2 separate regions of the Homo sapiens genome follow, and region 1 is linked to region 2. Evidence: chromatin loops called from intact Hi-C (ENCODE). Cell type or tissue: PC-3. All regions are shown on one strand. Each heading gives the region's core, and the rest is flanking DNA. Links, peaks and the distances in the headings are about the cores only. Region 1 overlaps SLC12A2 (solute carrier family 12 member 2). Region 2 overlaps SLC12A2 (solute carrier family 12 member 2).

Region 1 (12,320 bases), core at 1,450-9,449, 54 kb after region 2:
TTTTTTTCTCATCCTAAGCACTGATGAAATAGAACTGTCTGCTTCCTCTTATAATTGTCCTTTAAAAAAAACTTTTATTTACAAAGTAGCTTTAAGATTAAAGTTTAAGTCCTATTTTCTCCATGAATTTTGATCTGATCACCCTTTTTTCTCACTGGAGTTACTTCCTTACTGGAACTCCTGTTGTATCTTTGGCTATAACCACATATATTTGCCTGTCTCACATATGATGGTTTTATTAGTGACATTTGAAAAGTCTTTGAGGAAGCAGCTGGATCTCATACTCTACTTTTTAAAGGATCTCTTTATATGGATTAGTAATATATATGATAAACAAGATTTACCAACTAATCGTTAAATGCTTTTAGTAAAATTAAAACTGCTGATGTGTTGTATGTTGTTACTACTGCTGAGTTTTGGTTTTATTAATGTTTTTGTAAGCAAAACCTCATTGTGGCTTTCTAATTTTGTATTCTGTGTATATAGGGATTAGGGACAGAAAGATTAATGTGGTCCATGAGCCATGAAACCCTATGCTTTTTCCCTCTCAAGACCTAAGAACAGTGAGATGACGTAATTATCCTAAAAAATAGAAAAAGTGACATTTTTTACAAATTCTTTCATACACCTGTCACATTATTAGTTGTAGTTGCTCATAATGGAACACTGGAAGGGGTCTTTCTGACTCTGACTTTCTAGGGATTAAAGTGAGTGAGTGTTCTGAAAGTTGAGTATTAGTCTAAACATTATTCCTGTACATTAGGCAGCAGTTAAAGAATAGGTAAAATACTGCTTTCTGGTTTTAGAACCATGTAAATTAATAGCAGTTTCACAGCAGTGACACTGCTCATTCTTTATCTTGTTGCACTTCCACTGATGTTTTAGCTGTGATTTTTAAATACCTTGTGCAATTTAAGTATGCTTTATATATTGTGTTTTTATTAATAGTATATAAGATCTGAAGCTGCAAATCAATTTTTATAGCTTATAACAAAAACATTTATTTGTTTTAATCCACAGTAAACTTGGGGAGCTATATTCCCTGGCTTTAAAGAAATTGATTTTGATTTAGTCGATTTATTAAACAATTTTTAAAATGCTTATAGTTATTTTTTCTCTAGTATTAATTATATCTTTCAAGATACAGCTGAGAAAGATTAACATGCCTATTAAATTTATTTCTCCAGTGACTTTGTTAACTTTAGCTCATCATAGGAATGTGGCCAAATTGTCTCTCCATGATTTAAAAACAACAAAAGACCTTTTATAACCATATATTATATCCTGAACACATTCTTCCATTTGTCAGTAAGAGTAATAATTTGACTGTTTTATTGGATTTTAGCCTTTTTGATTTCATATAGCTGTATCTTAATATATCATTGTTTTTAATATGTCTACATTGAATACTTATTACTTGTGCAATGAAAAATAATAATTAAAGATGAAAGTTAAGCCTGTTACCACTTTCAGAGAACAACGTGACGTTTTGGAATTTAAAATTTTTTCAGTAGATTTGAGAAAAACTTGGGTTAAAATGAAGATTTATGCTCAGAACTGAGATTCCAGGGTTTAAGTCTGGTTTTAAAGCTGTCTTCAAGATTTTAATGTATTTTCTGTGTGTATAGGATGCTCTCATTTCTGTTTTTAAAAATGAAAGGGATCGCTCCTGTAATCCCAGCACTTTGGGAAGACAAGGCAGGTGGGTCACGAGGTCAGGAGTTCAAGACCAGCCTGGCCAATGTGGTGAAACCCTGTCTCTACTAAAAATACAAAAATTAGCCAGGCGTGCTGGTGTGTGTCTGTACTCCCAGCTACTCGGGAGGCTGAGGCAGGAGGATTGCTTGAAACCGGGAGGCAGAGGTTGTAGTGAGCCAAGATTGCGCCACTGCACTCCAGCCTGGGCAACAGAGCGAGACTCTGTCTCAAAAAAAAAAAAAAAAAAGAAAGGGAGAGGTAAATATATATTTTCAGATGTATATAAAATCTTTGAACCACTGTTCAAACCAGTTTTGTAAAAATTTTAAAATTATGTTAAAATTCCCTCAGTCTTTTCAAAAAGAATTTCTTCATATCCTGCAACCTGCTATCATTCGCAGTAGCATCAAGGTTTTTGTGTGTGTGTCTTCATGTATTTCTCTTGGTTTTAATGGTATAAGCCCAAATATAAATATAGCGGGATTCTGAAAGTAGTTTTTCTATAATTTAACTTAGTAGGATAAAAATACTGCTGCTGCTTTAAACCGCTGCTGTAGGTATAATGTCAGTACAACAAAGATCTAAAAAGTAGTTTTCAAGGGTATTACAGAAGAGAATGTTGTGGAATTTGAAACTAACATACATATCTCAACAAGTGATTTTCAAAGCATGTTTTAAAAATCAGACGTTTAAAGCCGAAAGTAATTTTAGAGATCATCTATTATTTATTTTAAAGAGGATAACACAAATTTTTGTGATTTTTTTTTTGGTTTTTTCATTTTTTGTTTTTTTGTTCTTAGTGATGCTTTTGACATACAATATGGAGTAGTGGTTATTCGCCTAAAAGAAGGTCTGGATATATCTCATCTTCAAGGACAAGGTAAATTTTGTTGGCAATAAGTTTTTTATTTACAAAAATATAAACTACTTTGTTAGAAAATTATATTCTCACAAACTGGGCTCTTCGTTACTTTTAATAATTATGTATCGTGGACTTATTGTATGGCATTTTAAGATCACATCTGTTTGGCTCCACTAAAGTTTGTGTTTTCTCGTTGTACCAACCTGGATGATGGTTAGTGATTATTTGGATTGAATAAAATTCAATCCAAAGCATAAGCTTAAGAGAAACAGACATTAGTTATGTCTTTAAAAAACCTGGCCAACAGACAAACCTAAGTAAAATAGCCTGAGGAAAAATTTTTAAATGACCACTAAATCATTAGACATTTTCATATTTATGAAAGTATGCTTTGTACAGAGTCATATTGATAGAAGCCTAAAGTTTGTCATAACGTTTTCTATCTTCAGCAGACCTAATAAATTTTTTAAAAACATTTTTTAATTTAAAAATATTTATAGATTCACAAGAAGTTGCAAAAAATAGTAGAGAGGTCCTCTGTACCTTTCATCCAGTTTCCCCCAATGATAACATCTTGCCTTATCCTAAGGTACTATATCCAAGCCAGGAAATTGACATTAGAACAATCCACAGACCTTTTTCAGATTTCAGCAGTTTACAAAGACTTGTATGTGGTTGTGTAGTTGTGTGCCACTTATGTGTTCATTTGTGTAACCACCATTGCAATAAAGATACAGAACTGTTCTGTCACTACAGAGGTCTCCCTATGTGTTCCCCCTTTCTACTTCCCACTATGTACTTTGTCTCCAATCATTACTGTATAATTTTGACATGTCAAGAATGGTATGTAAATAATAATATAGTGTGTAACTTTTAAAGCATTTTTGAAAGTGAAGATTAAAGCCTAAGTAAGGTATAATTACTACTTTTGCCAACTTTATAAAAACTATGGCTGGGCACCGTGGCCCATGCCTGTAATCCCAGCATGCTGGGAGGCTGAGGTGGGTGGATGACCAGAGGTCAGGAGTTTGAGACCAGTCTGACCAGCATGGTGAAGCCCCGTCTCTACTAAAAATAGAAAAATTAGTGGGGCATGCTTGTAATCCCAGATGTTTGGGAAGCTGAGGCAGGAGAATTGCTTGAACCCAGGAAGCAGAGGCTGCAGTAAGCCGAGATTGCTCCTTTGCACTCCAGCCTGGGTGACAAGAGCAAGACTCAAAAAATACAAAAAAAACAAAAAACAAAAAACAAAAAAAAAACAACTGTGAAGATTTTTATATCCTTTGAAGATTTTCTGATACTTTAAGAAATTATAAGCTTAAGAAAATTTACATATATAACATATTACCCCTATCAATTAATTAACCAAATCATCAGAATGAGCTAAGCCTAAATACGTAAGAGGTATCTGCTTCTGTATTTAAACTGTTTTAATCTTCCCTCTCTTTACCCCTTTAAGGGCAGTCTGCAGTTTTGAAAAAAGCAATTTGAGGTCTTTATCCATGTAACCAAATATGCATTTTCAGCAATCTGGAGTAGGTTTGGCAAAATACTATTTCAATTATTTCTTGCTCTACCAGAATTGAGGTTTAGAGTGCCTAACTTATACCTGTTAACTCAACATAAATAGTAGTGTTCCCTTTCACGTATCAGTTTGATGAATAAATTATATAGTTCTATCATTTACTGAAGTTTGAATGTGATTGAAACTTTTAAAAAGTATTTTCATGTATTTATAATCATTGTGAAATGTTTTTGAATGCCTTATTATTCATCATTAAGTTTTAAAACAGGAATTTGGGAATAGGAATTAAGAGCATAGGCATTGGAGTCAGGCAAATCTGCTTTAAAAATATCAGCCTTTTCTGTTAGATGTTTTGTAGCCTAGGCAAATTTGATGACTTCCAAGCCTCAGTTTCCTTATCTGTTAAAATGTATTTACCTTACAGGTTGGTTGTTAAGATTAAAAAGAAGATTAAGGCCTGCGAGCTCTTAGCATAGTGCTGGCATGTAGCTTCTTTTGTTTCTCTTCATTTACGCAAATAAGTGATGAGGATTATGGACATACTATCAATTTTATATTATATTTGTCTTTGTGATACATGTTTGTATGGTGGAAACTAAATCTTTACTAACTCTGACAAAGAGAAAATGAAGAAAAACTACTTTAAAATGGAGAAATGGTACTTTCACCATGAACTTAGGAAGACTCCATTTGGTGGTCTTGGTTTTATAGAGTGGGTAGAGTTTTTCAGTGTTGTCTGTCATCTTACGTATCTATGGACAGTTGTTACATTTTACATTTTTTATGTAATTGATTTAGAGAGAATTGATTCACATACTATGTATTACTGTCTACCAGATTCTACTGTCCTATGACTTGTACTCATTACTGATTCTCCAGCTCGTAATTCAAATACAGTTTGTGTATCTATATCCAAAATGCTTGGAACCTGAAGAGTTTCAGAATTTGGACGGGGAGAGGTTGATTTTGGAATATTTGCATTACATAGTACTTACCAGTTGAGCATCTCTGATCCAGAAATCCCAAATCTGAAATGCTCCATTGAGCATCATGTTAGGCATGTAAAAAGTTTCAGACTTTCAGATCAGGATATTCAACCTGTAACCTAGTTGTGGTTTATGTATTTAAATGAATAGTCATTTCAAACAGATTATCATAGTTGTTTAAATAAGAAGCCATTTATAATAAACTTATTTTTTCATAATAGTTTAATTACTAAACCATAATGCCTTATTTAACAGTTAAAATATGACTTAGATACTATTTTAAATAATTTTCTGTCTACAGAAGAATTATTGTCATCACAAGAGAAATCTCCTGGCACCAAGGATGTGGTAGTAAGTGTGGAATATAGTAAAAAGTCCGATTTAGATACTTCCAAACCACTCAGTGAAAAACCAATTACACACAAAGGTAATTTTCATTCAAACAATAAGTCTTATTAATAGTAATGTTTTAATTTGGGAGAAATATTTTTAATTATATAATATGTCTTATAAAAATAACCTGTTCTCAAACTTGTACTGGTCATTTCTAGCTGGTCAGGTAAAATTTATGGCTTTCAAAAATGGCTACAAAATGACTAGCTGTGTAAGGTATTAGAGTAGATCATCAAACAGAAACCATGCTAGTTATTTACTAATATGGCTTCTGTGTTTTTATTTATAGTTGCTTTAAATAAAACATTTTAATTTGAAGCATAAGTTAAATCTGAATTTGGAAAGAACATGGTAATTTTAAAGTAACAAACTCATGACTTTCACATAATTTCATCCACAAATCTGTGTCATGTTTGAGAAGAAAAGAGGGATGACTTCCAAATCTTACTCTCCCACCCTCACTCTCCTACCTCTGTTCAGTCTAGTATCTCCATCTGTCCTATTCCCAGCTGACACGCAACAAGAAAATAATCTGCGCTGTGAATCATCAAACTGTAACATACTTTTGATTCCTGCAAAATATTTCCCATTCTTTTTCTGAAATTGTAACCTTGGACCAATCATGTCTCTGTACAGTTTATCTCTTCTATATTATTTAGAAGCAGTAATGTTGCTTTTTATTTCTTTCCTTCTCATTTACCTTGTTGGCTTAGAGTATTAGTAAAGTTTAGTTCACACCCATTTTCCTTTTCAGTTCTTTGCTGACTTGATTATAATTTATTTTGTTTTTCCTCAAAATTCTATAAACTGATTCTGATAACTGTTCCTATATTCCAGCATTTATTTTAGTTTACACTATACATTCTTTCATTTCCTCTTTTTTGTTTTTTTCTTTTGCTTCAAACATTCTTTTTCTACAGAATCTGTTGGGAATTAATAGGTGAAGTTTAATGGGAGGGTAAGAAGAAATACATATCAAGCATCTACTCCGTGCACCCAACATTATAATGGATGTTACCCATACATTAGCTAATTAATATATGTTACGATCTTATGAAATCATTATTTTTATAGAACAGGAAACTGGGTCAGTACATTTCTACTTACCTTTTTATTGTAAAAATCTAAATGCCTTTAACTTACTTTATAATTGTTAAATGTCAAGATTTCCTTGACATTTCTGAGATCTTTTAAACAAATGCAGCATATCCGTAGTTATAATTTTTATTATCAAAGACAAATGCCATTAAATGTCTGCTTTATAAGAACAATATTGAATGCTATAATATTAAATCTAATGATTCTTTTTCCATTACAAGTTTAAGAAATTAGTGTTTGCTTTATTTTGTGTTTATTTTCTGTTTAGTCAGTTATTCTCAGTCAACAGTGTAGATACTATAGAAACGTTTATACATTTTAAAAAGTCTTCAGAATTAGAGACATTAGTGTGTAGTTGTTATAAATCCACAGTATTTAGCTGTGTCTATCTTGGTTATTGAAGCATACATCATGCAAGAAGTCAAAAAGAACACCCTTCAAATACTTTCTGCCAGGCCCAGAGTTCAGTGCATTAATACTTGCATTAGTATAACAAGCTTAAGAGGTAGGTACTAATACCTCTTTCGACAAATGAGAAAAGCAAGTTCAGTAATGAAAGTTTACTCAGCTGTTTTAACTCCTGGGAATATAAATGTAGAGGTAAGATTGCAATCTTGCAGCCTAACTCCAGAGCCCACTGTAGTATACTCTTTCCTAAGTCCAGAGTTTTATATGCCATAAACAAATATTTTAATACAAGCTTGTATTAAGGGAACAAAATGAGATTAGGAAAATTGTTAATGCCAGATATATTTGTAGATATTTTTAAATATAAATGGATAAATATTAATGCACACGTATATACATACATATATAAATTTATATATGTGAGAAAAATCACTCCTGTATAACCTGGCATTTTATATAAAGCAAAATACTTATGTCTCTGATCAAATTTCTTAATATTTCAAGTGTGATTAATTTTTTACAAACAACAAATATCCATTAAATGTTTCTAAAATTGCTGTTCAGTTATTTGCACAGTGATGGCATGTTTAAAATTTATGTATTATCTGCAATATCAATGTTTAATGTCATATTTATACCTATAAGCCACAGTTCAACATCTTCTCAACTTATTTCAAGTATGAAAGTGTAAACATTTTAAAAATATGCTGAAATTTAAAAAGTAATTTTACAGAAATTAAATTTAGGGGTGTTAGTCATCCTGTAGGGGAGGGGTCTCAAATATGTTTGCTTTTTAAAAGCTTCAACACTCAGTGCAGAAAATATTAATCTTCAGTCTTGATTATTTTTCAGTGGACTGCTGCTTCATATTATATTTTGTTTATAAATGTGCTCTGATTACATTTTTATTATTTTATTAATATAAAGGCAATTAACATATTTTTGTGTTTTTTAAACATAATCTAGTTGAGGAAGAGGATGGCAAGACTGCAACTCAACCACTGTTGAAAAAAGGCAGGCATTTTTCATCATTTTATTTTAAACCCTTTTTCATACTGTAAACTCTTTAACTCCAACCTTATTCCCTTTTTTTTAACCTTGGTTTTTATTTCCATGGTGAGGTAATGTTACAGTTCTATAAATGCAGATTAGAAAAATTATTATTAGTCTAACTAAAAAGTTAAATATTCTCAGGAAATGGAGTTATATCACAAATTCTTTTCTATTATCACAGCATTTCTGAAATATTAGACCCAGACAGCCGGTATTAATTTTTTTTAATTTAAACTGCATGGTTTAGATGATAAGTAGGGACACTGAAATAGGTTTTATTTGCAGTGTCACTTGCATTCTTTACCATCAGTTGTACCCAGCCAAGTCCTCAATTTTGATACTAATGTATTTTTCATTTCAAAAATTACAATATTTCTCACAGTCGTGCTGCGTTTGGGAGATACACAGTCATGTCAACATACATGAATTTTATGAGAAGGAGATAGAGGTGAGAGTTATGGAGCAGTGTGGTTTGGTAGCCATATTATTTCATCGTGCAAAATCATTTGTCATGTTTGCATATATCACAGCAGCATGAAAAGTGACATTCTACAGAAGTGATCAGATGTCCTCGTATGGATTTCTGCTTTTAAAATTTTGGTGTAGGAGTTTCATGATAGTCATTTGCTTGCTCACAGAATCAATGCTGTTTTTTGTTTTGTTTTAACTCCTGGGAATATAAATGGGAACTCCTTGGTGTATTGTTCTCAGACCTGCAGCAGATGGGTGCCCTTTGAAGGAGCTCCCACCATCTTTCTGTGGTTCAGAGAAAGATGTGGTTATATGGCTTTAGAATTGGGTGCCACATATTGGGGACAAAACATAGGTAAAAATGAGAAGTCTTTCCTTAGACTAAGGTTTCACTGTGATAATTGTAAGAATGTGTTAGTATGTCTTCAACTCCCATCTTTCATTTATATTGCAGATAACAACTTTGTCTTTTAAAAAGTTTTGAGCTTTAAATTATTGAGATACCAGATTACCAAAGAAATAGTTTCACAGAACAGGTATAAACTTGATTTGTCCAGTTTGACTAAAACAGCTTTTCAAAACAAAATCTAGCAGCTCACTGTAATTTTTTTTATTGTTATTTATGATTCTCTTACATTCATTCAGAATGCTTGAAAATATTAGTAAGTAGGCAGATAATTTGGATTGGTTTAGCTATTGTAAAGAGTTATTTCTCTCTAGCCATTTATAAAGTATACTTTTATTATAAACAACTGAAAGTTTATGGTAGATGCCGTATACAATTGTCTGAATTATCTGTAGTATAAACATCTGAATATACAAACATTAGGAAATGATAGGAATTCAGCAAAAGGGACTTTAATATTTACTTTGCTTACATTTTATATTTTGCTTAATCCTTTAGAATCCAAAGGCCCTATTGTGCCTTTAAATGTAGCTGACCAAAAGCTTCTTGAAGCTAGTACACAGTTTCAGAAAAAACAAGGAAAGAATACTATTGATGTCTGGTGGCTTTTTGATGATGGAGGTAAGGTTGTTAATTTTTTTAAAATGATTTTAAATTTACTGACATTGTGAGAATAGTAAGAAATGACATGCACTCTTTACCTGTGGACCCCATTCAAATTTTGCCAGCATTCCCAAAAGCAAAAGGATTAATTTCAGAATCAGGCACAGCCTTTAGTTGTCTGGTCTCTTCAGTATCCCTAATGCGGAGGTTGTTCAGTAGTATTTCCTTGAGCTTCATGACCTTAACTTTTTTTTAATATGAACCATTTTGTTGACTGTAACCCAATTTGAAGTGCTAGTTAATGTTTTATTATAATTAGTTTTAGGTTATCTACCTTTGGCAGAAATATCACAGAAGTGATGCTGTGCTCTTCTGTCTACATCTCATCAGGTGGCACAGGATGTTGATTTGTACCTTCACTGGTGAAATTAACCATTGAGTAATATATGATTTTCACCACATGTATTCACTGAAAAGTTACCCCACCCCCTTTTATAATTACAGGTATTGGGGATGGCACAGAGGGATTACTCTGAGACTATGTAAATACACTATTCTTGCAGCCTTCACCACTATCTTTAGGATCCATTGATGTTTCTGCCTGAATGTATTGTTATTGTTGTGGTTGCCAAATGATGATTCTCCTATTCCATCATTTCTTCCTCATTTATTAGTTGGCATTTTATTGTAAGGAAGAGCTCTTTATTTCTGTCAGTGTGGACTCATTGATTCCTATTTTATTGATATTCAGTGGGATATGTATTAGACTGTTCTTGTGTTGCTTTGAAGGAATACCTGAGACTGGGTAGTTTCTAAAGAAAAGAGGTTTAATCTGCTGATGATTCTGCAGACCACACAAGCATGGTCCTGACATCACTCAGCTTCTAGAGAAGCCTCAGGGAGCTTTTACTTATGGCAGAAGGCAAAGCAGGAACAGGCACATCACATGATGAAAGCAAGAGTGAGAGAGTCATAGAGAGGAGACAGAGATGCCACACACTTTTAAATCACCCGGTCTCATGAGAACTATCACAAAGACAAGCACCAAACCTTGAGGGACTGACCCCCATGATCCAAACACCTCCCACTAAGCTCCACCTCCAGCACTGGGGATTAATTACAGTTCACCGTGAGATTTGGGTAGGGGCTGATATCCGAACTATTCCAGGATATAATTTGTTACTTTCATTTGTTTTGATGTTCCAATTGTCCTATATTTCGCCAGCAGAATCCTCCTTAGGCTCATTTGTTTCCATTTATCATGTCCCAATCGTTCCTTTTTTTTTTTTTTTTTTTTTTTTTTTTTTTTTTTTTTTGCGACTGAGTCTTTTTCTGCCACCCAGGCTGGAGTACAGTGGCGCAATCTCGGCCCACTGAAAGCTCCGCCTCCCGGGTTCACACCATTCTCCTGCCTCAGCCTCCCGAGTAGCTGGGACTACAGGCACCTGCCACCATGCCCAGCTAATTTTTTAGTATTTTTAGTAGAGATGGGGTTTCATCGTGTTAGCCAGGATGGTCTCGATCTCCTGACCTCGTGATCCACCCACCTCGGCCTCCCAAAGTGCTGGGATTACAGGTGTGAGCCACCACGCCCAGCCCATTCTTTTGGGTTATTTTCTAATACAAGAAGATGTTCCAGGCTCAGTTTTATTGTTTTGCACTTTCCCTTCACAGCCACGAAAGTAACCCTTTCCAAGGAATGCTGGTTCCTTTTACTGAATCATAGTGTTTAGAAACAAAGATCAGGGCATTGGATATGCTTGTGTCTACTGGAGTGTCACTGCTCCCAGGCCTTCTCCATGGACAGAGCCAGGAACTCCTTGTGTGTGTGTCTGTGGAGATATAAATGGAGATCAAAAAGCAATTTCAGTCCAGCTTCTCCCTTTTCATATTTCTAATTTCAGTGTTAAACATGGCTCCTGCTAAGGTCAATAATTATACTTATTTTCTCAATCCTGTTGTATGTGACTGATCTCGACCTTACCAGGCCACTATCCCATTTGGCTACCTTCCTTGAATGGGATCAGACTCCGTTAGGAGTCCCTTGTTTCTCAGGTCTGCTAATGGCTTTTTGACTGAATTATCAAGGAAGGACAGAAAGATTTTTGTTTCATATGGAGTTGTAGTAAACATGTTTTTCGAGACTAAATTGATGTTCCTGATTAAGAAATTTGCATTTAGTAAATGATTTATTACATTTTTATAATTCAGGTTTGACCTTATTGATACCTTACCTTCTGACGACCAAGAAAAAATGGAAAGACTGTAAGATCAGAGTATTCATTGGTGGAAAGATAAACAGAATAGACCATGACCGGAGAGCGTAAGTTTATTTCACATTGAAGGGCATGAATCTATTAGCACTTCATTGCTACAGTATAAATTTGATAGGATAAAAATTAGACAATCCAGAAAATGTCTATTATCTTGCTTTGTTCTTTACTGAAGTTAAAAATTTTAAATATAACCTTGTTCTCTTTAGTCTTCATGTTTAACTAGTAAATACTTAATTTTACTTAGATATAATTTTTTTTAACATACTAGCATTTTAGAAGGTCCTTCTTAAATACTTGTAACATTAAAGTGTTAAGCAACTTCTTTCTTTTAATCAGGGAGAAAATGCACAAACGTTACATATTTATATATGAGATAAATTTTGTTGTAGACTTCTAGACAACAAAATGCAGGATGCCATTGTCATCCATCCAATTCTTTCCATCTATACTGTCACGATTCTAGTTCTTGTTTCAGTATTTCTCTCCTGCTCTCTAAGTACTCTTGTTTTGTCTTTGACCTGTAACATGTATATTGTACAGA
Region 2 (12,320 bases), core at 2,931-10,930:
AATGCTTACTATATAATGTTTGATTATTCTTCTTCCTCTGTGTCTTGGCCTCTTTTTCCCTCTTTAGGTACGTTGTATGTTAAACATTTGGGGTGTGATGCTTTTCATTAGATTGTCATGGATTGTGGGTCAAGCTGGAATAGGTAAGTGAAGTTATATCCTGCTTGATTTGAGAATAAGCAAAATAACTGTGTCTGAGCTCTTAACCTCATGAAACTCAAGAAATTAGAGTCATTTTTAACTACGTTTTCCTTTATATCAGATTGTTATCTTGATGTTCCTTTTTTCATAATTCTGATTTGGTTTTTATAAAATGAGATCAAAATTGGGTAATTTATAACTTAAAATGTAGATTCAGTATTCTTAGACCAACCAGTTTTAGATACCGATGAGCTTAAACAAGAGTGTAAGTATTCTCATTGTCTTTCTTTCTTCGTAAAGGTCTATCAGTCCTTGTAATAATGATGGCCACTGTTGTGACAACTATCACAGGATTGTCTACTTCAGCAATAGCAACTAATGGATTTGTAAGAGGAGGTAAGTAGAATCTTTTTGAATCATCATCATCAGATTACTCTTACTAAACAGAGGTCTAAATTGTATTTTTAATTATTTTTTACTTTAACTGAAGCAACATATTAAGTCTATATAGACAAGAAAGTTGCTACCGAGCACTTCCAGACTAGTATATTTCAATGTAAAATTTTATGTCAACTCATACACATAAGCTTTTAAGTTATTCAGTGTGTCTCGTAGCAAGAATGGAGCATCTACTTTGGTCTCTTATCCACTGGGCTGCATCTTAATTGCCTCCTCCAAGGCTTGCCCTTGGATCAGTCAGCAACATGCTCCTGGCATTTGTTCAACATTGTATTGGGGTAACCTCATTCCCCACCTCCATCCCCTATTGAGGAAAACTGAGGCAGTATACCTTCCCCATGATCTAATAGCATTGCGTGAGCTATACCTGGGACTGTAAATTAATTAATATATTTATTTGGAGATGGAGTCTCACTCTCACCCAGGTTGGAGTGCAGTGGCATGATCTTGGCTCAGTGCAATCTCTGCCTCCCAGGTTTAAGTGATTCTTCTGCATCAGCCTCCTGAGTAGCTAGGATTACAGACGTGCACCACCACGCCCGGCTAATTTTTGTATTTTTAGTAGAGATGGCGTTTTGCCATGTTGGCCAGGCTGGGCTTGAACTCCTGACCTCAGGTAATTTGCCTGCCTTGACCTCCCAAAGTGCTGGGATTACAGGTGTGAGCCACCGCACCTGGCCCTGGGACTTTAAATTCATACTTTCAAGTCTAGCTTTCTGTGGGCACTATGAGGCCTCTCATTAGAGTCTATAAGATCTGCCTTGTGAGATTTTTACCCTCCCTAGGAAGAGGACCTAAGAGACTACGGGAGAATGGAATCAGGATCCCTGAAAACAAGAAGAAAAGAATTCCATTTTCCAAATCAAAACTCTTCAGTCAGAGTGAGAAGATCCCTGGAGAAAGGAGACAAAATGTCTGCCAGCACCTGTAAAGTCATGGTAGCAAATCAACTGAGAAAAGATCTATTTCATCTGCCTCAACTGTTTTGAATATCCCTTTTTGACATTATATAACACAATTTCCACTTTACCTGCATCAAGTATTTGGGTGTGGGAGGGATAGAGACAGAGAACCAGATTGAGCTTTTCATTTTTCACCATTGTCTTTATATGTTTTAGACACCAGAGGATCCAAATCACTGTGACCCTTGGAGGCTGGTATCTTGTATCAATATGATTATGACTATGCTGAGCATTCATCACTGTTGACTGAAGTTTTATGCTTCTGTTAGCCTGGATTGAGCTATATTGGGATATACAGTGTGGATATGTTCAGCAGAGTTAGTCAGATAATGTTGAGAGATTCTTTTTGGCTTCTCGTGAACTGGGTACTCCATGCTTCATTTCTCTCTGCCACAACTGGGGAATGAAAGTGGGAAGAGAAATGGGCTGGGATGCTGTGTATTTGTAGGGGATCAGCAAATCATCAAAGAATTTCTCCTTTTCCTCAGACCTTAGAATCTAGGCTGTGAGCCTCAAAAGGAATGGGGCATGAAGCCACTGGCAACATTAACTTCATGCTTTTCCCCCATTTGAATCAGATTTTTGGAAGGTAGAGATTTTGCAAGATTGTGACCAAAAAGCCATTTCATTTTTCAATAATACCATTTGTAGTTTACATATATATACCATTGGTAGTGTGTATATATAAATATATATATATATATATATATATCTCTTTACAAATACATCTGCCTGATAGACTTTGTGTGCAGTCTTCTGTCCTGGACTGCCAGGGAAAGTACGAGAGTGTGGAACCCACACAGATCTGTCCCAAAAAATGACTATATATTATAATTTTGCATGAGTTTCCTGAAAAATCTGTTCACAAAGGAAGAACCTAGAGGGTAAAAACCACTTGAAATTCTGTTATGAGGTGTTCATACGATCAAGAAGGTGATACATTTGGTGAAATAATGAAACCCATAGAAGATAAAAGAGAAAGTTATTAATTTAAAGAGTGACCAGATACTACGAAGCTTTCTTAGAAGGCATTCATTTTTCACTTAGTGACTTTGGACAGCTGGATGGTCTTTATAGAATATGTATGAGCTGCATCATCTGCAATTAGTGTTTTCAAGAGATTCTTTTAGTGAATGTAAGCCCCTTCTGTCTCCTCTGTATCTGACTCAGATTTGGAAACCCCTAACATGGTTTATTTTGGTATCATGAAAAAAATATTTTCCACGTGGGAGAAACTAGATACAGGCATAAAACTGAGATCACATTACACCTGTATTCAGGATTCTAAATTGAAAGTATTAGTCTTAAAATTTATCCTGAAAGTACATATTTTTTAGTTTTTTCCATTAAAGTGACCTATAATAAATGACCAGCTCAGTGGCAATAAGCAATTCTTGTGCCCATGTTGTGTATTTCCACTCAAAAGAACCAACGGACTTTAGAGAAAAAATTGATTCCTTATCTGGGCAGGAAATGAGCTTAGACACCTTTTCAGATCCAAAGTATTGAGCACTACTAGTTTCATATCAAAAGGACCTAAGAGTCAACCTAAAGGAGCTAACACTGGCTAAAGTTTGGATAATTTGAACAGCAGTAATGATGATAACTGATTTGGATGAAAATATATGAAAATATGGATGTAAATCCATAAGTTAACAATGAAACAAACCAAAAAATCTCACTTTTCACCTTTGAAACATACTCGGGAACCATCTTATGAAAATTGATAAATAAATAGTGTTGAATCAAACTCCTGAAAGGTTTCTTTCCTCAACTCAAGGTAACCAAGAAGTCGATGAGATTTGTTCTTCAGATAATTGCTCTACATAATGAGTAAAGGAGGAAAGAGACTTAGAATATTCCAACTTTGTATGGTTCAAAGACTTAAATCTAAGACCTGAAACCATAGAAATTCTAGGAGATAACATTGGAAAAACTCTTCTAGGCATTGGCTTAGGCAAAGAATTCATGACCAAAAACCCAAAAGCAAATTTAACAAAAACAAAACTAAATGGGACCTAATTAAACTAAAAAGCTTCTGCACAGCAAAAGAAATAATCAGCCAGAGTAAACAGACAACCCACAGAGTAGGAGAAAATATTTGCCAACTCTACATCTGACAAAGGACTAATAATGCAAAATCTGCAAGGAACTCAAATCAGCAAGAAAATATCAATCCCATCAAAAAATGGGCAAAGGACATGAATAGACAATTCTCAAAACAAGATGTACATATGGCCAAGAAACATACGAAAAAATGCTCAGCATCACTAATTATCAGAGAAATGCAAATTAAAACCTCGATGAGATACCATCTTACTCCTGCAGGAATGGCCTTAATTAAAAAAAATAATAAAAATAACAGATGTTGGTGTGGATGTTATGAAAAGGGAACACTTTTACACTGTTGGTGGAAATGTAAACTAATATAACCACTATGTAAAATAGTATGGAGATTCCTTAACTAAAAGTAGAACTACCATTTGATACAGCAGTCTTCCTGCTGGGTAATCTACCCAAACAAAGGAAAATAAGTCATTATATGAAAAAGACACTTGTGCACACATGTTTATAGCAGTAGAATTCACAATTATAAAAATGTGGAACCAAACTTAAATGCCTATCAACCAGTGAGTGGATAAAGAAAATGTGGTATATATACACCATGGAATACTATTCAGCCATCAAAAGGAATGAAATAATGGCATTTGCGGCAACCTGCATGGAGTTGGAGACCATCATTCTAAGTGAAGTAACTCAGGAATGGAAAACAAATCTCATGTATTCTTTCTTATAAGTGGGAGGTAAGCTATCAGGATGCAAAGGCATAAGAATGATATAATAGACTTTGGGGATGCGGGTGGAAGGGTGGGAGGTGGGTGAGGGATAAAAGGCCACACAACCACACATTGGGTATAGTGTATGCTGCTTGGGTGATGAATGCACCAAAATCTCAGAAATCACCATTAAAGAACTTACCCATGTAACCAAAAACCACCTGTTCCCCAAAAACTATTGAAATAATTTTTTTTTAATTCCAACTTCTGTAAAGCTTTTACTTGATAAGAATACCTGTGAAGTATTGTTTCCCAACAAATTAAATCTGAATCACATTATGCCAATATCTCCAGGAAACATTTTATAGAATATCCAGAGGAGAGAGGAACTTTTTAAATGACAGCATAGGGTGATGACAGAAAATTCCAGACTGGGAATCTCTATGGAGCAAGGAACCCTTCTTATTCAAGGCTCGAAAAAAGATGGAGAGGAGAGTTAATGGTTTAAAACAAACTTGGGATTCAATGTGTAGGTATGAGTTTTGTTTGCCATTTTAGCTATAAACTATAAACTATACTTCTTGGTGGTACCAAGAATCCCTGAGTTGGATTTCCTACAGCTCAACTGCTAAGATTTGATTTTGACTGCCTACCTTGTAAGGGCTACTTAGAGAGGACGGTAATAGAGCTAGAATTATCCAGAGGACTGGTGTCTTAAAAGGAAATGGAAAAATGCTGTGGGAAGAGTGATGTCTGGTGAACCCATCTGAACTTTTTGTAGACTGAAAGTTGACTATTAAGGGAATTAATGAGGAAATAAATTTTCTTAAAACACTATTCAAAGGTTGGGGAACATTATGTTTATTGTTTAGTAATTTTAATTCAAAGAGCCCCATTTTAAACTTGATGCATAGTTTTTAAAAATTAATGTTAACTAGTTTCAGCTTTCTACATGTGGCTATCCAGTTTTCCCAGCACCATTTATTAAATAGGGAATCCTTTCCCCATTGCTTGTTTTTCTCAGGTTTCTCAAAGATCAGATACTTGTAGATATGCAGCATTATTTCTGAGGGCTCTGTTCTGTTCCATTGATCTATATCTCTGTTTTGGTACCAGTACCATGCTGTTTTGGTTACTGTAGCTTTGTAGTATAGTTTGAAGTCAGGTAGTGTGATGCCTCCAGCTTTGTTCTTTTGGCTTCCTTACACCTTATAAAAAATTAATTCAAGATGATTAAAGACTTAAACGTTAGACCTAAAACCATAAAAACCCTAGAAGAAAACCTAGGCATTACCATTCAGGACATAGGCACGGGCAAGGACTGCATGTCTAAAACACCAAAAGCAATGACAACAAAAGCCAAAATTGACAAATGGGATCTAATTAAACTAAAGAGCTTCTGCACAACAAAAGAAACTACCATCAGAGTGAACAGGCAACCTACAGAATGGGAGAAAATTTTCCCAACCTACTCATCTGACAAAGGGCTAATATCCAGAATCTACAATGAACTCAAACAAATTTACAAGAAAAAAACAAACAACCCCATCAAAAAGTGGGCAAAGGATATGAACAGACACTTCTCAAAAGAAGACATTTATGCAGCCAAAAGACACATGAAAAAATGCTCATCATCACTGGCCATCAGAGAAACGCAAACCAAAACCACAATGAGATACCATCTCACACCAGTTAGAATGGCAATCATTAAAAAGTCAGGAAACAACAGGTGCTGGAGAGGATGTGGAGAAATAGGAACACTTTTACACCGTTGGTGGGACTGTAAACTAGTTCAACCATTGTGGAAGTCAGTGTGGCGATTCCTCAGGGATCTAGAACTAGAAATACCATTTGACCCAGCCATCCCATTACTGGGTATATACCCAAAGGACTATAAATCATGCTGCTATAAAGACACATGCACACGTATGTTTATTGTGGCACTATTCACAATAACAAAGACTTGGAACCAACCCAAATGTCCAACAATGATAGACTGGATTAAGAAAATGTGGCACATATACACCATGGAATACTATGCAGCCATAAAAAATGATGAGTTCATGTCCTTTGTAGAGACATGGATGAAATTGGAAATCATCATTCTCAGTAAACTATCGCAAGGACAAAAAACCAAACACTGCATGTTCTCACTCATAGATGGGAATTGAACAATGAGAACACATGGACACAGGAAGGGGAACATCACACTCTGGGGACTGTTGTGGGGTGAGGGGAGGTGGGAGGGATAGCATTAGGAGATACACCTAATGCTAAATGACGAGTTAATGGGTGCAGCACACCAGCATGGCACATGTGTACATATGTAACATACCTGCACATTGTGCACATGTACCCTAAAACTTAAAGTATAATAATAATAATAAATAAAATAAATAAAAATTAATGTTAACTAATTTGAGATAATGCCTGTTTATTTATCTTGATTCTTAACTGAATTATAACGTGTTTATATTTTATTAATTGAATAATGTTTTATTCTTATCTTGAAAATTATGTGTTTGCAGCTTTGCGGAAGTGTGAATTCAGTGAATTTTCCCTAGTGTTATGTACATTTTGCCATAGGAGAGATTTAATATTACTAATTAATTTTAACTTTGGCTTTAACAGTACATTTTAGAGATTAAACAGATATCAATCTAGAAAAGTTGTACTTTGTTATTAACTTGTAAACAAATGTAATAATGTCCAACTTTAAAGTCTCATGTAATGGAAACATGCAAGGTTTCTGAAAAAGTCAAAATGTAGAAAATAAAACATGCTTAGTTTCAGGCTTGATTCAATTTTAGTACTGATGTGGGGTACTATTTTTTTATTTTTATTACCGTTTTTTTTTGAGACAGAGTCTTGCTCTGTTGCCCAGGCTGGAGTAAAGTGGCACGATCTCGGCTCACTGCAAGCTCTGCCTCCTGGGTTCACGCCATTCTCCTGCCTCAGCCTCCCGAGTAGCTGGGACTACAGGTACCTGCCACCACGCCCGGCTAATTTTTTGTATTTTTAGTAGAGATGGGGTTTCATTGTGTGAGCCAGGATGGTCTCGATCTCCTGATCTCGTGATCTGCCCGCCTCAGCCTCCCAAAGTGCTGGGATTACAGGCTTGAGACACTGCGCCCGGCTGATTTGGGGTACTATTTAAAGTTACTGGAAGCAGATTAGAGAATCATCACTTAAGTTCTCTGCCTTCCACATAAGAATAGCAGTGCCAAGGAACTGATAACGTTTACTTTATTTCTGTCATAATCCCTGCCTGCAAGACACATTAATGCTTTTCAGATTATTGCAGGCTACAGGGATTTTAGAGCCCTTTCCTGTTCTACGAATCATAGCAGTGTTCTTGAGAGCTTGGATTTTATAGAGTTTCCACGGATCTGTACAACAGGTTTTGCAACTTGGATGGTGCTGGCCAGCAGCCACCTTCACTCAGATCTGCATTTCCTAGATTACACAGACCAGAGTTGTCCCATCTTTAATTAATCCATGAATTTAGACTCATTCATAGAATAGAGGACAACTGCAGGCAGCCGTTCATAAGATGAAGACTGTAAATTCTTGGTTTTAATTAATACTGTATTATATGAACTGAGCAATACAAAGGAAAGTTTCCTCAACCACTTTTTGCTTGGGGGCATTTAGTTGACTAAGTTAAAAGCAGAGGTCAGTATCTTTTCAGATAAAAGCCTTGGTTACATAAAACTTCAGATAGGTAGTTCTGAAGTTTCCAAAATCTAAAATCAACATAAACTTGCCTATTCCATGATGAAGTTTTATGTTACTTGTACTTTAGTCAATCAGCTGACAATTGTTGAGCATTTTGTGACAGACACTGGGTTTTTAACAGTGAAAGACAAAATGCTATGTTATTGGAGTTTACATTGAGGTAATAATAGTAGCTATTATTTTTTGAGAACTAACTGCTAGGCATGATGCCATGGTGTTGACATACATTATCTTATGTAATGCAACATTGTGGTTAGTCACATTTAACATTTACATGGATAGTGAGAACAAAAAATCAATTATACCCATTTTTTAACAAAATTAATTTTTATGCAGATTCTGCTTGTGAATTTTTAGAATGTCTACATAAGTCACAATTTTATGTACTCATATCTTTTACTTTTCTCTGAAATAATTGAGTACCTCCTCATTTTTGTAAATAGATAAAGCCAAAAACATTGGAAATAAGGAAAAACTTTTTCCACGTACTGTGACAGAAAAGTGCTTTCTGCATTTGAAAAATCAGATTATCATTGATTGTCAAATTTTTTTGTTTTATCCATTGTGTAACTATTAGTTCCTACCATTATCAAGCAAGGAGTTCTAAGTTAGAATTCAGCTCCATAGTTCCTTTTTTTAATAGCTAGTTTCTTTGAAATTATAACTTTTCAGATCAATGAAATGTTTGAAGCAGCTGTAAAACACAGTTGTATTATGAGGTTTATTAAATTTAACATAACTTTATGTTTTCAGTTCAGTAAAACACTATTTGTATTCTACAAATAGCTCAGATACGAATCTGGCAAGTAATAGAATTTTCAGCATGGGTTTTTTCTTTACTCATTGGTGACCTTTCAGTTTTGCCAGTTTATGCAGTTTATTATTAATACTTCAGCTTGGTTCCAAAATTGTTTGCTGCAGAATTAGGGTTATATGTCTTTGCCTCTTGTATCTTAAAATTTAATTGAATTATTCTGGTGATCATTCACAATAAGATAACACCTAATCCTGGTTGGAAGATTCCATGTTTGTCACCTCACCTTTCCCTATTTGATAAAATAATGGCAATAAAATAGAGAAAATTTGCCAAACATTAAGAGGCAAACTCCTTATTTTTATTTGTAAACCAGGATACTGGAATGTATTTCATTATTGTCACCCTTTGATTCTTTCCTCAATACACCAAGAAAACTTTATTTTTACAAAATTTTCACTTTCTATTCCAACCAACAGTGAGTTTCACTTGTTCCGTATCTGTATCCTCACCAACAGTTGGTATGGTCCTTTTTATTTTTCATTCTAGTATGTGCGTAGTGGTATCTTAGGATAGTTTTCATTTGTGCTTCCATAATGGCTAAAGATGTTGGGTATCTTCTCATGTACTATAAGTGTCTACTCATATTTTGAAGGGTTATTTATTGTATTGAGAGTTCTTACTATTGAGTTTTGAGAGGTTCTAGATACAACTACTTTATCAAATAAATGATTTATAGTTTTTTTGTCTTGAGTATATGGCTTGTCATTTCATTCCTTCAATGGCATCATTAGAAAAGTAGCTTATAGTTTTAGCTATGTCCAGTTCATCACTTTTTCCTTTTTGGATTGTGCTTTTGGAATGGTATCTAAGAAACCTTTCCCTAGCCTGGGGTCTCAAAGATTTTCTTCTGTGTTTTCTTCTAGAGGTTTTACAGCTTTAGGTTTTCAGCTAGATATATTACCATTTGTAGCTAGCTTTTGTATATATTGTGAAATGTGAATCAGTATTCATATGGATATCCAGTTATTCCAGCACCGTCTGTTAAGGTGATCTCTTTTCTGTTTACTTACCTTTGTGCTTTTCTCAGAAATTAATTGACCCTACAGTGTGAGTCTATTTCTAGACTCTGTGCCATTCCATTCATCTTGGCAAAAGCCCTTGTGACTCTTAACACCATTCATGAAGTTCTGCACATTAGGTAATAGCAATACTACTAGGATCTGTTTCTTGTTTTACACACTTCTGACTCCAAATGTGTGGGTTTTCCCCACACAAACCAATTCCCCAACTTTCTGGACACTAATTGGGTATCCAACAATTTGATTAAAATTTGACACTAATTTCCCAGAGTTGTTGCAGACCCTATAGGTTAAGAGCTGCATCTCACAAGACTACTCCCACTTCAAATGCCAGTTGCAATTCCAGGCCTCCTGTACCTCTGACCAACTGGCTATATATTGGGGGTTTCCACAGCCCCTTCCTCAGGTTTGATAATTTGCTAAAATGGCTCCTAGAACTTAAGAAAACAGCTTACTATCATCAGTTTATAATAAAGGCTACAACACAGAAAGAGCCAAATAAAAGAGTTGAGTAAAGGATGGTATGGGAGAAGGGATGCAGAGCTTCCATGACCTCTCCAAGTGCCATCCTCCTGGCACCTCTGTGTTCACCAGCCTGAGTTCTCTAAACCCCTTTGTTTATAGTTTTCCATTATATAGCCACGATTGATTAAATCATTGGCCATTAATGATTAGCTCAATTTCTAGTGCCTCTCCCTTCTCTTCTCCCCTAAGGTGTGAGGGGTGGGAGCTGGGGTGGGTAATGGGGGTATTGAAAGTGCTAACCCTCTAATCACATAGTTGTTCCTCTAGCAACTAGCACTGTCCAATCCGGAAGCTATGTAAGGGCCCACCAAGTCACCTTATTACCGTAAACTGAGGTAGATTTGAAGGGGCTTATTTTAAATAACAAAAGATGCTTTTCTCACCTGATCAGTAAATTCCAAGGGTTTTATAAGCTCTGTTGCAGTAACCTTGGATGAAGACCAAATATATATTTCTTCTTACATCACAACATCACAGCAAGGAAAATAATTTCAGTATTTTGCCTGAGTTTAAGATGGAATTGTGATCGGGCTTTATTTTTTCCAAAGGATTTTAACTCTTAAAACAATAATAAGAGATAGGTCAGGCAGTCATTTTAGTTTTGATTTTAGTTATGGGACTAAATAACAGATTGCTCGAGTCTTCTCACAGCTTTACTGTTCACCTATGGCTTAAAGTCACAGATTCTGAATCTCAGCCTTACTGCGTGTGAAATGAGAAGTTTAGTACCAGGATTCTATGAGGCCACACCTACAGACCACAGTGGAAGTGTATGGAGAGAGTGGTAGGTGGCAAGGAGGAGTTTGGGCTATTTGCTTGATGTTCAATGATGAGGAGCATCTTTTTATGTGTTTACTGGCCACTTGTACAATCTTCTTTTGGGATGTAGTCACATCTTTAGCCAATTTAAAAATTGGATTGTCTTTTTGTTACTGATTTGTAGATTTTTCTATATATCTAGTTATGTTATTCGGTTTGACATATATATTGTGTGTATTTGTTCTCAGTCTGTGGCTTGTCTTACCATTTTTATCATTTTCTTAATCATGTCTTTCAGTGAAGAGACGTTTACCATTTTGATGAAGTCCGGTTTCTCTTTTTTTTTATGCTAGTGCTTTGTTCATGGTAGAAATATTTGCCTATCCCAAGGCCATGAAGATATTCTCCTATATTTTCTTCTAGAAGCTTTATAGTTTCAGTTTTTAGATTTTTATCTGTGGACAATCTCAAATTAATTTTGGAGTATAATGTGAGATGGAGAGTGTAGTTGTTTTTCTCCCTACCCTTCTTGCCCCCATCCTTGTACACATATCCACTTGTTTTGGCACCATTTTTTGAAACAGCTATCTGTTTCTTATTGAGTTGTTTTTGATACCATTGTTGAAAAATCAGTTGTCTATCATCTGGACTGAATTCTGTTGCATTGATTTGTTTGTGTATCCTATGCTGGTACTATCTTGTATTGATTGCTTAGCTTCACAGTAAGTCCTAAGTCTTCTAACTTTGTTCTTCTTTTTCATAATTGTTTTGGCTTTTCTAGATCTTTAGCATTTTCATATAAATTTTTGACTTAGATATGCCAATTTCTGCCCAAAAAATTGGATTAACAACCTAAATATATAAGGAGCTCAAACAACTCTCGGAACAAAATCTAATAATCCAGTTTAAAAATGGGTAAAAGATTTGAATAGACGTTTCTCAAAAGAAGATATACAAATGGCAAGCAGGCATATGAAAAGGCACTCAACATCACTGGTCATCAGAGAAATGCAAATCATATAAAGAAATCAGGCAGTAACAGATGCTGGAGAGGATGTGGAGAAAATAGAACTCTTGTACACTGTTGGTGGGAATGTAAATTAGTATAACCGCTATGGAGGAC

What was found. A loop is a pair of places that touch in the nucleus more often than their neighbours do. Peaks named below come from ENCODE experiments on the same cell type or tissue, not always from the same donor. Only the 100,000 strongest peaks of a DNase experiment are listed, where the experiment ranks them.
Region 1: a loop joins it to region 2, with 2.0 times the contacts of the local background. A loop is called at or near these places in 6 of 110 quality-filtered maps.

What each region holds. Positions count from the first base shown.
Region 1 is chr5:128,169,169-128,181,488 of GRCh38, forward strand. SLC12A2 (solute carrier family 12 member 2) reads left to right here. Exons shown (of 27, transcript NM_001046.3): 19 at 2,499-2,578; 20 at 5,373-5,498; 21 at 7,937-7,984; 22 at 9,399-9,521; 23 at 11,715-11,826. Among named protein-coding and RNA genes, the nearest start is that of SLC12A2, 92 kb to the left of the region's middle. In PC-3, for the core only: no CTCF peak of the experiment used is centred there; no DNase peak of the experiment used is centred there.
Region 2 is chr5:128,114,145-128,126,464 of GRCh38, forward strand. SLC12A2 (solute carrier family 12 member 2) reads left to right here. Exons shown (of 27, transcript NM_001046.3): 3 at 68-143; 4 at 442-537. Among named protein-coding and RNA genes, the nearest start is that of SLC12A2, 37 kb to the left of the region's middle. In PC-3, for the core only: no CTCF peak of the experiment used is centred there; a DNase peak (open chromatin) is centred at 7,727.